Linked DNA regions of Mus musculus: regions 1 and 3 are each linked to region 2. A link is a loop called in an ENCODE intact Hi-C map of the cell type or tissue named here. Cell type or tissue: heart. All regions are shown on one strand. Each heading gives the region's core, and the rest is flanking DNA. Links, peaks and the distances in the headings are about the cores only.

The links. A loop is a pair of places that touch in the nucleus more often than their neighbours do. Peaks named below come from ENCODE experiments on the same cell type or tissue, not always from the same donor. Only the 100,000 strongest peaks of a DNase experiment are listed, where the experiment ranks them.
Region 1: it touches region 2 in a loop (6-fold over the local background); 21 of 42 quality-filtered maps call a loop at or near these places.
Region 3: it touches region 2 in a loop (2.6-fold over the local background); 5 of 42 quality-filtered maps call a loop at or near these places.

What each region holds. Positions count from the first base shown.
Region 1 is chr12:55,369,978-55,374,439 of GRCm38, forward strand. The region is part of intron 4 of Prorp (protein only RNase P catalytic subunit); the gene reads left to right. Among named protein-coding and RNA genes, the nearest start is that of Psma6, 27 kb to the right of the region's middle. In heart, for the core only: a CTCF peak has its summit at 2,619 (motif pointing right); no DNase peak of the experiment used is centred there.
Region 2 is chr12:55,497,270-55,501,731 of GRCm38, forward strand. Gm36634 (a long non-coding RNA gene) reads left to right here. Exons shown (of 3, transcript XR_381610.3): 2 at 512-681; 3 at 1,770-2,442. Among named protein-coding and RNA genes, the nearest start is that of Gm36634, 6.2 kb to the left of the region's middle. In heart, for the core only: a CTCF peak has its summit at 1,998 (motif pointing left); a DNase peak (open chromatin) is centred at 1,882; H3K27ac peaks cover 275 bases.
Region 3 is chr12:55,828,680-55,833,141 of GRCm38, forward strand. No RefSeq gene overlaps it. Among named protein-coding and RNA genes, the nearest start is that of Brms1l, 5.5 kb to the right of the region's middle. In heart, for the core only: a CTCF peak has its summit at 2,606; a DNase peak (open chromatin) is centred at 2,632.

The sequences.
Region 1 (4,462 bases), core at 1,221-3,720, 130 kb before region 2:
AGTTTAAGAAGAGCCCTAGGTATATATGTCAATAGTGCAGAACTTGCCCCATCACATGCACAAGAACCTAGGGACAAACACCAGAGAAGAGAGTTACCAAGCAGTTGTATATAAGAAGCTTTTTTTTTTTTTAGATCATAGTTTTTATTTTGTTTTGAGGCAGAATCTTCATATATAAGCTAGGCTAGTTTTAAACTCACTTTGTAGCACAGGCTAGCCTCAAATTTGAGATCCTCCTGTCTCAGTCTCCCAATTGCTGGGATTACAGGCTTATGCCACCTCACCTTATAAAATCCTTTAAAAAAAAAGCAAGGTAACTCAGGCTAGCCTAGAGCTCAAGGTCTTTCTGCCTCTACTTATCAATGCTGCGATTACAAGTGTGTATCACATGCCTGACTAATAAATATATATGTGGGATGTATGTTGTTATCTTGCTGAGAATCTGATGTAATTTTCTGCAGATATCACATCCCAAAGGCTTTAGAGGTTTTGAAGGTCTTCAATCCTTACAATCCCCAGATATAACAGAGGGTGTAAAGAGGGGTAGGAGGTTAAAAAGAAGTTCTGGGAGGCTTATACGATGGCTCAGTGAGGAAGGGCACTCACCAACCAAGCCTGATGACCTGCATTCAGTGTCTGGGACCCACACAGTGGAAGGAGAGAGCTCACTCCCAAAAGTTGTCCCCCCAACATACACACACAAATCAGATAGAATTATTTTTTCTTTTGTTTTGTTTTGTTTTGTTTTGTTTTTTAAGGTAAGGCTTCTCTGTGCAGCCCTGGCTGACCTGGAGCTCACTCTGTAGACCAGGCTGGCCTCGAACTCAGAGATCCTCCTGCCTCTACCTTCGGAGTGATGGGATTAAAGGCAAGTGTCACCACAGCTCAACTTAGTAAATTTATTTTTTAAAGACATTAAAAGAACATGGGCAGCTGGGCGTGGTGGCGCACGCCTTTGATCCCAGCACTCGGGAGGCAGAGGCAGGCGGATTTCTGAGTTCAAGGCCAGCCTGGTCTACAGAGTGAGTTCCAGGACAGCCAGGGCTACACAGAGAAACCCTGTCTCGAAAAACCAAAAACCAAACCAAACCAACAATAACAAAATAACATGGTCAGGAGTTGCATTTGGCATTTAGTATACCCAGTTTCTTTACCTTCCCGCCCCCCCCAACACACACACCCAGCCCCCACTTTCTGTTCCTTGGCATCCCGACTCACAGTTGCCTCTACACAGGAAGCCCTGCCAGTTGTATTCCTGCCTGTAGTCAGAAACTATTTTTAAGCAATTTCATGCCAAAAGTAGTTTTGTGATTTATGAGGTTTTAAAAATTAGTATCCATTTCTACAAGAGGAAACCAAATCAAGGTGGAAGCCAACCTCAGGGATGCTTGCACTCAGGCTGTTCTTGCCCTCCTGCTGAATTCAAGACTTACACCTCCAGTGTGTATGGACCACGGTGACGTCGTAGGGAACATAGAAAACAAAACCTCTTTTTGTTCCTTTTTAGTAATTGTAAAATTGGGTTGTTTTGTTTTGTTTTTGGAGGCAGAGGCAGACGGATTTCTGAGTTCGAGGCCAGCCTGGTCTACAAAGTAAGTTCCAGGACAGCCAGGGCTATACAAACCCTGTCTTGAAAAACCAAAAAAAAAAGGATAGATAGATAGATAGATAGATAGATAGATAGATAGATAGATAGATAGATAGATAGATAGATATCTTTCTATCCATCTATTTAGAGTGTGTGTGTGAGCATGCGCACACGCGTGCATGCTTTCTCATATGAGCACAGGTACCTGGAGGCACTGGATCCCCTAGGTCTGGAGTTACAGTTGATGTGATCCACCTGTCATGGGTTCTGGGAACCTAATTCAGGTCCTCAGGAAAAGCCGCCAGTGTTCTGAGCTGCCTCACCATAGAACCTCTCCAGCCCTCACAGTCCTTTTTCTTAATTTATTCATCCTAGTAATTATACAGAGTAATGGTTCTCTATGACATTTTTGTACAGGTCATTGTATTTTGCTCATATTCACCCCCCCCCCCACAGCCTCCTTTTTACACCTCTTCCCCTGCATCCCTTCCTCCCCAGATGCTCCCGTTTCTACTTTTGTGTCACTTGTGTGTGCGTGCCATGTCCTTCCTCCCAGTTGGTTTAGGTTTTTATCTTTTGCCCCTCCCCTGACTATTACAATATAGCCTGTAGATAACACCATACACAGCTCAATTCAGCTATGAATAGTAATTAATTACTATACGTGGCTACAACTCCAGTCCCAGGTTGATTTGGTTTGTCTTGGTTTTCTGTCTGTGTAGCCCAGGCTGGCCCAGAACGAGCCATACTCAAGCCTGGGCTCCTTGAGTACTTGGATCACAGGCTCACACCATCACACCTAGCTCAGTCTTATTCTTGGTCGAACATAAGATTAAGGTAACTTCTTTTTCTTTGCTCTTCTGGGTATGCCCATGACTGAACCAGCCCAATAAGTCCAGCTTGCATTTTGCGTGGAGGCTTTTCATGGCCAGTTTTCAGGTGACCTTTATTCTACCTAGTCATCTTTAAAATACAAAAATAAGCAAATAAATGCCTTCTACTTTCATAATATTGTCATTTAGAGACCTCTCCACCACAAGATGGTGCCCCAGAGTAATTAAAGCTATGGTTTTTGTCTTCTTCCTTATTAATCTCTAATTTTGTGAACTTGGGGCAGTTTCTCGGAGTCAGGGTATGACTGTAAAGATTTGGTTGTTTTTTTTTTTTTTTTAGACTATGTCTTCCTGGCTACATGGAAAATTGAAAAACCCAGAATCAAGCAGTGTGGGGTTGTGTTGTTTGATTGTGGTACCAAGGCCTGAACCACAGAGCTTGTGATGCTGCACAGGTGCTCCACCGCCAAGCCAACATGACCTTGTGTCATATTAGACAGGCTCTCACTAAGTTTCTCAAGCTGGCTGGCCTGGAATTTGAGAACCCCCTGATTCAGTTTCTGAAATACTGTGGACTATTGGTATGCAGCACCATTCTGGGCTTACATGTGCTTTAACAGTCTTAATATTTTTGCAAGAATTTGTAGTAATTCTTAATGCAAACTTTTAGAAGTGATTGCCATCCCTATTAATGGGTCTAATTTCTACTTTGAATCTGTGTTCATAGAAAATAATGTATAATTTCAGCATCAGTTTAAATAAATGGAAGACCCAGAAAATGCTACTTACACCTGAGTACTTGAGTTCAATACCTGCAACCCATATGGGTGGAAAGAGAATCACCTCTGCAAGTTGTCCTCTATCTTAGCACAGATCAGAGGCCCTGTGTCATGCATGAACAGGCACACACACACACACAATACATGTAAAAGAAAAAGAGGGTAAATAAATAGAGTCCAGCACAGTGGTGTATGCCTGAAGTTGCAGCTACCTGGGAGGTTGAGCCAAGAAAATGGTGAGTTTAAATTCAACCTGGTTAACTTATCAAGACCCCATCTCAGGATAAATAAATAAATAACCCCAGGAATGATATAAAACCTACGATCCCGGGACTCTTATTCTTACTTCCAGCTGAGGTTGGGAGTACCGGGAGTAAAGGCTCTGACTCTAAAACACCAAGTATTTTCACACACATGAAGATGTATACATACACACACACACACACACACACACACACACACACACACAGTGCATTCTGAAAGACAGGTGCTTTTAATGTCTTTTAAAGTGTTGAATTACTGAATCATACTTTTGGTTTATCATCATCATTATTTCTGTTGCTCTTGCGCTGTGGGGTCTTTCTGTACAGCCCAGGCTGTCCTGACACTCACATATTCCAGTCTGGACTTGAACGGCCTCCGTCTGCTGAGTACTGGGGTTGCAGGCATGGACTGACATGCCAGGTTCCTGATGTTGGGCATATTCTTTAGCTAATCAGAACATGTTTATTAACCAGCAAGTATGTGTACAGACAGATCTTATATTTTCCTAGGCTTGATAGACAACTAAGAAAAAAATTATCAATCTCTCACTAGAAACAGTATGTCTTTAAATTTTTTGTAAACTATGGTAACACCCATATGCTTTGCACATAAGAAATAACTATTGAACATGCACACAATTTTGAAGCAAAAAACTATATTTAAAACAATTTTTAAAGAATTATTGTTGTTATTACCAGTGGGGGATTTGCCGCAGCACACATGTGGAGATCAGAAGACAGCTTTGTGGGGATGCTCCTCTCCCTCCACCATGATGTGGGATCTGGGGACTGCACTTGGGTCACCAGGCTTGATAGCGAGTACCTTTACCGGCTAAGTCATCCTGATGCTCTACAAAAGCTGCGTTTCACTAATTACAAACTTTCCCTGGGAATCTCCACTCTGGCCCTGGCATTCTTCTTCGCTTGTGTATTAAGCAGATGAATATTCATTTGTTCCCATTTTAAACTGGTAGTTAGGGGGCAATAAAACCAACTACT
Region 2 (4,462 bases), core at 841-3,340:
TAACCTTCACCCTCCAGGGCAGACCCCAGGGCCAGGGGTAGTTGGCCAATACAGCTAAAACTCCCTGGGTTTAAAAAACAAAATCCTAATTTTTATTATACATATATGGATATTTTGTCAGAATGTATGTCTGTGTAGTACCTTGTGCATGTACCGCCCACAGAGGCCAGAAGACTCCCTCCTAGGACTGGAGTTATAGGTGGCTGAGGATTGGCTTGTGAGTGCTGCTGCTGCTGGAACCCAGGTCCTCTAGCCGAGCAGCCAGGGGACCTAACCACTGAGCAACCTCTCCAGCCCTTTGTGTCTTTGTTTTTGTTTTGTTGCTGTTGCTGTTGTTGTTGTTGTTGGTGGTGGTGGTGTGTGTCCATTTAGAATGTGCAAGGCTGACCCTGGCAGGCAAGGTTAGAACTAGAGACTCTGAGCCCCGAAAACAGTTATTCCTTCTCCAAAGCCGGTTTTCAAACCTGCTTGTAAAACACAACAAGTCCAACATTGTTCTAATTTCTCACAGGAGGACTGCGTGTATCTACTTCGAAGTCTCGTTATTTCAGTCAACACCCGTGCATGGCTTCTGCTCACTGGGGAAGTTGCTGCAGGGGTAGGAGGAGACCTGGTGTCAGCCCTGGCCAGAACTGGCTCGCTCCTCTCTGCTTGTTGACAGTAACCAGGCAACAGGTTCAGGTGCGTAGGATTGTTCATCTCTGTTGTGTTCTGGGAGGAGAACTTGGGTCAGGAATGCAGTTGGAGGTTTGACAGCACATGGCTTCAGCACGCGCAGGTGCCTCTCCTGCTCTCAGGTGCAAATTTATTCTGAGTTTAATCAGGGGAGGAGGAGGAAGAGGGGAGGGGGAGGGGGAGGGGAGGGACAGGGAAGAGGCTGCGGCAGCAGCTTAGAAGTAAGGCAGACTGTACATAAAATCTGGCTGCTGCCAAGTCTTATGTAGACCAAGGTCCCTGCCTATGGGCAGCATCATTAGGAAAGGGGCCGTTGATCCTTCTCAGCACCAGGAACATAATAAACCCAGCCTACTTCCCCAAACTACCTGGACGGTGTCAGCCCCTCTCCCTCATGGTCTAAATTTGAGAAATGTTTTGGATACAGAGATTCAGAGTGCAGGTCACTGGGAGATTGCTTTAGGTTACAGAGGAAGAGAGGTTTGGCCTCAGCACCTTCCAGTGAGGAGCTCCAGGCCCCTCTGTTGTCTGAGACCGTTGTCTGAGTTCCCATCACTTGGGTGAGGACTCTGAGGCTACTGGGGGTCGGGGACCTGTAAAGTCAGAGCCTGAAAGCAATGCTCAGCTAGTTTTTACACACGGAAAGCAAGTCGGAAACAGACTAGGAGACTAGGAAGTCATGGCTGGAAGATTTGAGCAAGGAAGGCATACATTAGCCTGGAATGTTTTTTTTTTTTTTCTTTGTTGCTAGGCCTCAGCTGTTGGGAGTCCAGTCCCATGACTGTCATATTCCCTCAAGATAAGTCACTCAACTTGGCTCAGAGATGTTCATTATTTCCTATAGGCCAGGGCTGTTCCCATGCTAAAGTTCAGGGAATACTTTTGTTAAGAACATTGATATTTTTAGAAAGTGAGCTGAATTGAGGTATATCACTAAGTTATCTAAAGATAATTTTTGAAAACGGAGCCAAATTGTCGGACTGGGAGAAACAGAATACAATAACTGAAGTGACTTCAAAGGGTCACGAGGAAGCTGGGTGGGGTGTCAGTGTGGGCATGAGTCTTGATGAAAAATCTTCGTGAATTTGATGCAGGAAAGACCTGAAGAATCCCAGCTCCATGATCTTGAAGGACTCGGGCCCACCCCCAGGTTTCCAGGACATCTCGAGAGGAACAGAAACATGGGGGCACAGCATGGGGGTGTGCGCAGGAAGCAGAGGCACGGCTTACAGAGAAGCAGAGGTTGGGACTTTTCCTTGGCTGGCAAGATGAAATTCAGCCGCCAAGAGGCGCACAGTGCGCACCGTGCTGTCTGCAGCGACATCTTCTGGCCACTTTTGGAATAACTTTCCTTTGAGGAATTGTCTTTAAAGAACGGTTTAGGCAAAAGCCAGGTGGAGGATTTGTACTGTGGTTGTATCTAGGTGAGAGGAGAGTTCAGCATTTATCACAAACCCAAGAAAGCCCTCATTCTGCCTGGCAGAACTCCCCCTGAAGCCTGTAGCCAGTCAGCTCAGCCCACTGAATAATCAAACATCCTTGGTATCTATGTCCATTCCTCTGCAGGACAGGGTTGTCGATATGTAGCCTAGGCTGCCCTCGAACCTAGGATCCTCTTGCCACAGCCTCCTGAGTGCCGGCATTACATCGCTGGTCAGCGTCAACACTTGGGTGACAGGAACAGGCTACTGTGCTTATCTGTGTGTGTGTGTGTGTGTGTTTTGAAATTTGTTGTTGGGCTGGTGAGAAGGCTCAGTGGTTGAGAGTGCCGACTGCTCTTCCAGAGGTCCTGAGTTCAAATCCCAGCAACCACATGGTGGCTCACAACCATCCATAACAAAAATCTGGTGCCCTCTTCTGGAGTGTCTGAAGACAGCTACAATGTACACACATATAATAAACAAACAAACAAACAAACAAATAAACAAACAAATAAATCTTAAAAAAAAGAATTGAGAAACCATCAGTTACAAGCCAAGTTCAAAGTCAACTAATGTTACAAGACACCCAGACTCTAAAATATTAAAAAAATTGTTGTTGGTTTGTTTTCAATTTTGTTGAGTCAGGGTCTATTTCTGTAGACTAGGTTGGTCTGGAACCTACTACGTACCCTAAGCTGGCCCCCGGACTCACAACAATCCCCCTGTTTCGGTTCTCTAAGTGCTTGGATTAAAGTATGAACCACATGACCACCTCATTCTCTCTGTTTTAAAGGAAACTGAGGCTCAGAAAGTTGAGGACTCACTCACAGGCGTAGCTAAGAGATCTCAGGTCCAGGGTTCGAGTCCATCCTGAGTTTGCCCTTCCTGTGGTTTCCCTCCAGAACATCCAGTAGTTGGTTTTGTTGTTTGTTGCTATTTTATTTATTTTGTGAGTCTCACTGTATAACTCTGGAACTCACAATGCAGACTAGGCAGGCCTCACACTCACAGAGATTGCCTGCCATTATTTCCATCATCTCCCTGAGTGCTGAGATGAAAGCCAGTCACTGGGCTCCAGTTACAATGTCCTTTAACTATTATTTAAAAAAAAAAATAGCAAAGGTTATAGCATACATTATAAATTGTATTTTGGTTTTTTTTTTTTGAGACAGTTTTTTTTTTTTTTTCTGTGTAGCCCTGGCTGTCCTGAAAGTCACTATGTTGACCAGGCTGTCCTAGAACTCAGAGATCTGCCTTCCTCTTCCCCCTGAGTGCTGGGGTTAAAGGCATATTCCACCACACCAGAAATATTTTAAACATTTAAAGAATCAGTTAGTGGTTTAAAAACTGAATTCCTGGGGTTGATCTCCAGTATGGAATAAAGTCAGCTGTGACGGCACAGAGGTATATAACCCAGCACATGCGCTATAGAAGCAAGATAATCACAGATTCAGGACCGTCTTCATCTGCAGAGTGAATTGGAGGCCAGGTTCGGGATGTCTGAGACCCTGCCTTAAATTTAATTGATTAATTAGGTGGTACAAAAAGTTACAATTATACAGTGATACTAATGTTTCTGATACACATTTTATCTTATTCCCTGGGCTAGAACATCCAGTGAGCTGCAACCTTCAGGGACATCATGAATTCCTTAGCCAGCACCCATAGCTCTCTCTCTTCTGTGGTTTAGCCACTGCCGTTTGCTTCCCAGTGTCAACGCTGGTACTGGGAAGTACTAAGTACTGGGAAGTACTAAGTACCGAGAAGCACTAAGTACTGGTACTGGGAAGTACTAAGTACTAAGAGTCCAAGAGCCACCTCAGTCAGTTTACATCCAGAACCTTCCTTGCTTCGTGCACAGCCCTCTTTCCAGGGCCTCAAGTTCTTTGAAACCTGTCTTGGATGTGGGGCCAGAGTTACCCAGTTGTCCTGTTGCCCCGTTGCCCCGTCGCCTCGTTACCCAGAGCAGCTTAGTTACTGCCTGGGTGCCATTTTCACTTCACGTTAGGCACTACAGGGTGTTGGTTCTGCTGGGCAGGGCAAATGTTCTGAAAGCACGAATATCTCTTCTTTCTTTGTGCCTGTCATGACCTTTCCTTTGCCTCTTGTTTGTCATCCCATCACCTCATCTCTACTGGAAGTTATCTGCAAGGGCTATCTAGCCTGCTTCTGCCTTCAAGTGAGTAAATTGTCACCACCACCAGCCCAGCGCTGCCCCAAGCAGGCAGTGAAGGCAATTCGGAGGATAGTGCTAATCAAGGATGCCCCTGAGAATCCAGACCATCCTATTGTAAGCACCCTGGATTGGAACATGAGTGAAAGATGTTAGAGCAGAGGTTCTCAAAGCGTGGGCTACAACCCCTCTG
Region 3 (4,462 bases), core at 1,221-3,720, 330 kb after region 2:
ACTCCTGGTACTACAAGGCACTCACCACCATACCTGGCCTCTGCATTTTTTTAATTTACTTTTATCATTTTTAATGATATGCATGTATGTGTATTTATATGCTGGTGTGTGCATGTGAGTGCAGGTGCCCTTTAAGGCCACAGCTTGACAAATGCAGACTAAATTTTACCATCAGAAACAAAGACCTATTCTTATAATATGTAAGTTGTGCTGTTCACACAAAAGCTAGATTCTAATCATGTCATACTATCTTTTGCTTAAAGTGTGTGTGTGTGGGGGGGGGAAACAAACCAAAACCCTTGGTTTTCCAACACTAAGTTACATGCCCGGCCTCATATTTTTAATGTCTCATTTTCATCTGTGTCACTTGTGAGACCACTTCTATGTCATGCCTTTGACTAAGACCAGGAGTAATATGAACTGTGGAAATTCGATTACTTTTAAAGCCTTAAAATATCAGAATATGACATTCAGTTGAAGTAAGAATGCAGTTCACAGAATAGGAGAAAAAGGCAATAAGGAGTCTATATCTTTTAAACACTCATATGGACATTGTATTGTTCACCTGAGATGACAGAATGCTAAACATTTTTTTTTTTGAGACAGAATGTTCTGTATCCCAGGCCAGCTTCAAATGTGTACGCGGCCAAGAATGATCTAGAACTTCTGACTTTCCTGCTCACACCTCACGAGAAGCAGAATCCAAGCGCCCAATGCCACACTGCCTTCTGCACTACTGGGATTGAACCCGGATGCACATGTATGAAAACTCTACCAACTGACCCACAGTCCCAGCTCCTCGAAATCCTTTCTAAACAAAGGTATTTAGTTAGGAAAGTGCTATTGTTGAACTTACCCCCAAATTCTTTTATGTCCAAATAGAAGTCAGCTAGATTCTTATCATGTGATACAATTCTTTGCTTAAAGTGTGTGAGAGAAAAAAAAAAAACAAACAAACCCTGGTCCCTTTGTCTCTATGCAATCAGAAAGAGGGGGCTATTTTGATAACTCCTGTTAATAATTGTGACTATCCCACTAAAAAGTTCAAAAGTGGCAGTTTTGTGAAGATGAGTTGTAATAGGGGATATGAAAGCACACAGGCAAATGTTCTCTGCTCTCTCCAATAAAATCCTTTAAAAAACCCTTAAATATATCCTCTCTGTATGCAAAGCTCTGTAACACTGTACATTTTTCATTTGGTTAAGAACTACACATTAGGGTATCTGAGGTTAAATTTCTTAAATAATATCAAACAATCATAGATCTCAGAAAATTATTTAAGTACGAGAAGCCTACAATGATAGCATGCTATTATGGTTTTCTGAATTCCTAGTTTTCACAGGGAATTGGTAAGAATTTTGTCTAAGGTAGGGACTGAACCTAATGACCTTGCACATGGGAGACATGCAAGGCTATCTATCCATTGCCCTACAGTTGAGCTATATCCCCAGCCCTGCGAAGACTGAGTCTTATCATTGGAAACAAAGGCCTGTTCTTATAATACATCAGAAAGCTCCCCTGGGTTGCCAGAGCTGTCTGATTCCTCGTTCTGCTCCTTCCTTGAAGGTCTCTGAAGAGAAGCAGTGCCTATTTTGTTCAGGTCATCTCCTGAAATTCTCACACCTGCTACACAAAACACATTCAGCAAATGGTATGTTAATGAATACAAACAAGGAATTTCAGGGGACAGGATCTTTCTCTAGCTCAGGCTGGCCTAGAATTCACTATTTAACCCAGGATGGCCCACAACTCTAGGAAATCCTCCTGCCTCAACCTCTCAAAGAGATTATAGGCATGAGCCACCACACCTTCCTCTCCCTCTCTCCTTCTCCCCTCCCCACTCTGTGTGTGGGTGTGTATGCCTGTGTGTAGAGTATATGCATGTGTGTGCAGTTGCCCATAAAATGCATGTATAGAGTCAGAGACGGAGTTGAGTATCTGCCTCTATTGCTCTCCACCTTACTATTTTAGGCAGGGTCTCTTACTAACTCTGGAATTAACCAATTGGCTAGACTGACTGGACATCGAGCCACCAGGATCTTCCTTTCTCAGCTCCCTAGCTTTGGGGTTACAGGAGTACATTGCTGTGTTCAGCTCTTTTATATGGGTGCTGGGGATTTGAACTCGGGTCCTCATGCTTGCACAACATGCATTTTACCCATTAAACCATGTATGTACTCAACCTGTCCCCAGAGAAGAAAGTCTTAATCAAAAATAGTAAGTTATGTTAGGATATTTTAATGTATTTTCCACTACTTCCATTAAAAAAAAAATATATATATATATATATATATATATACAGTGTTGGGCATATTATAGCTCATGCCTGTAATCCGAGCACATGGGAGTCTGAGGCTGGCAGATCATAAGTTTGAGGTCAGCTTGGGTTACCTAGTAAATTCCAGGTTAGCCTGACACAAAAATTAGTCTTATCTTAATGTAGTTCTCTGAAGCTCTGTCTTACAGTTGATATGATGAAATTTTGGTACTAGTTGTTAGTCACAACCTCTGTTAGTTTTTCTTAGTTTCAAACTCTGACTTTGGTCCATCAGCAGTGACAAATTTGGAGATTGTGTGTGACTGGTGTCTCAGCTCCACCACGTGGCAGATTTGGGAATTGGATCTGCTTGCTGAGAACTGGGATACAGGCACACATCACCACACCCAGCTCACCCTACAACTCTCCTTTTGCTTTGTTTTGTCTGCTTGCCTTTGGAACCTCTGCAGTGCTTTCTGTAGTGGCTGCATCACTCTGCATTCCCACCAGCATTTCGGAAGAATTTGTCAGCCCCCTACATCTTCACTAACATTAGCTGTTTGTTTTCTGGCTGGTAGGAGGTAAAATCTCAGTGTGGTTTTGATTTGTGTTTCCTTGATTGTTAAGGAAGTTGAACAGTTTTTTATTGGCCAGCAAATAAAAGTTGTAATGTTTCCCCCTCCCTATGACAGTCTCTGTGTTAACATTACCCCTGATCTAAAAGATCCGTGTAACAGTGTTCATTCAGGCAACTAACTTTTATCTTTTGAGGATTATAAAAGTTATATGTTGCATTCATTGTGTTCCTTTAGGAAAAGGGGAATTGTGTATGTACCCTATATATATATATGTATATATATATATAAATATATATACATACATATATATGTATATATATATATATATGCATATATTACTTTATACAGTATATGTAGCACATGAAAATGACTGGTACAATTTGGGGATTCCCTCTTCAAAGCCTTCAGTTTATCAAGTCTGTGCCATAGAAAGTAAAAACTGGAATTACAATTTGCTACTATAAGACTTAGAATATACTTTAAAAATATAATAAAATTAAGTTTTCATTTACTCTAAACTCACAAATACTACAAAGTGGGTGGGGGTGTATATATTCTAGCATCATTGTACCTGTTTGACAGATTCATACCTCATATTGACAGGATCTTTCAAGTGTGGGTGAAGAAAAAGGAAGGAAGAAAAGAAAAGACACAAACCTTGTCCTAATTCTGATACTATGTCTGCTCTGGGTCATTTGTCAAAATGGTTACCAAACACTTTGAACAATAATAGTCCCCTTAACAAAATAAGAATATTTCTAATAGTAAAGGCAATCCAAATGCCTGTTAAGAGGTGCCTGATTAATATTCATATGTTTATCAGTCATTAGGTCTGGGAAAAGGTGGGCAGTAGTGGTGTACACTTTTAGTTTCAGTGCTCAAGATGCAGAAGCAGACAGATCTCTGAGTCTGAAAACAGCCTGATCCACAGAGTCAGTTCCAGGACAGCTAGGGTTGCACAGAGAAACAAAAAATAAAAAACAAAAACAAACAAAAAACAAAAACAAACAAAAAATCCCCCAAACCCCAAATAGCTTATAATAGCTTACACACACACACACACACACACACACACACACACACACACACACATATCTAATAGTTAAAGGACACTATAATTGGAGCCTGGTGGCTGGCTCTTTCATCTTAGCATTCAGAGTGTAGGAAATAATGGCAGGTGATCTCTGTGAGTGTGAGGCCAGCCTGGTCTGCATCATGTGTTCTAGCCATCCAGAGTTATACAGAGAGACTCACTAAATAAGTAAGTAAGTAAATAAATAAATAAATAAATGAATAGCAACACTCACAAAATAAATAAATTAATAGATAACATAGCAACAACAACAACAACAAAACCAACCACTGTAGGTTCTGCAGGGAAAACACAGGAAGGATAAAATCAGGGATAAACTTGAACACATAAGTAAAAGTAAAATCTTAAAAAATAGGAAAAATTTAAAACTTTTTGGGGGTAGTATGCATGGTATTGTCTTAGGTTTTTCTATGGCTGTAACAAAACACCAGAACCAAAAAGCAAGTTGAGGAGGAAGGGGGTTTATTTGGCCTACACTTCTATATCCATGTTAAAGAAGTCAGGATAGGAACTCAAGCAGGGCAGGGAGCTGGA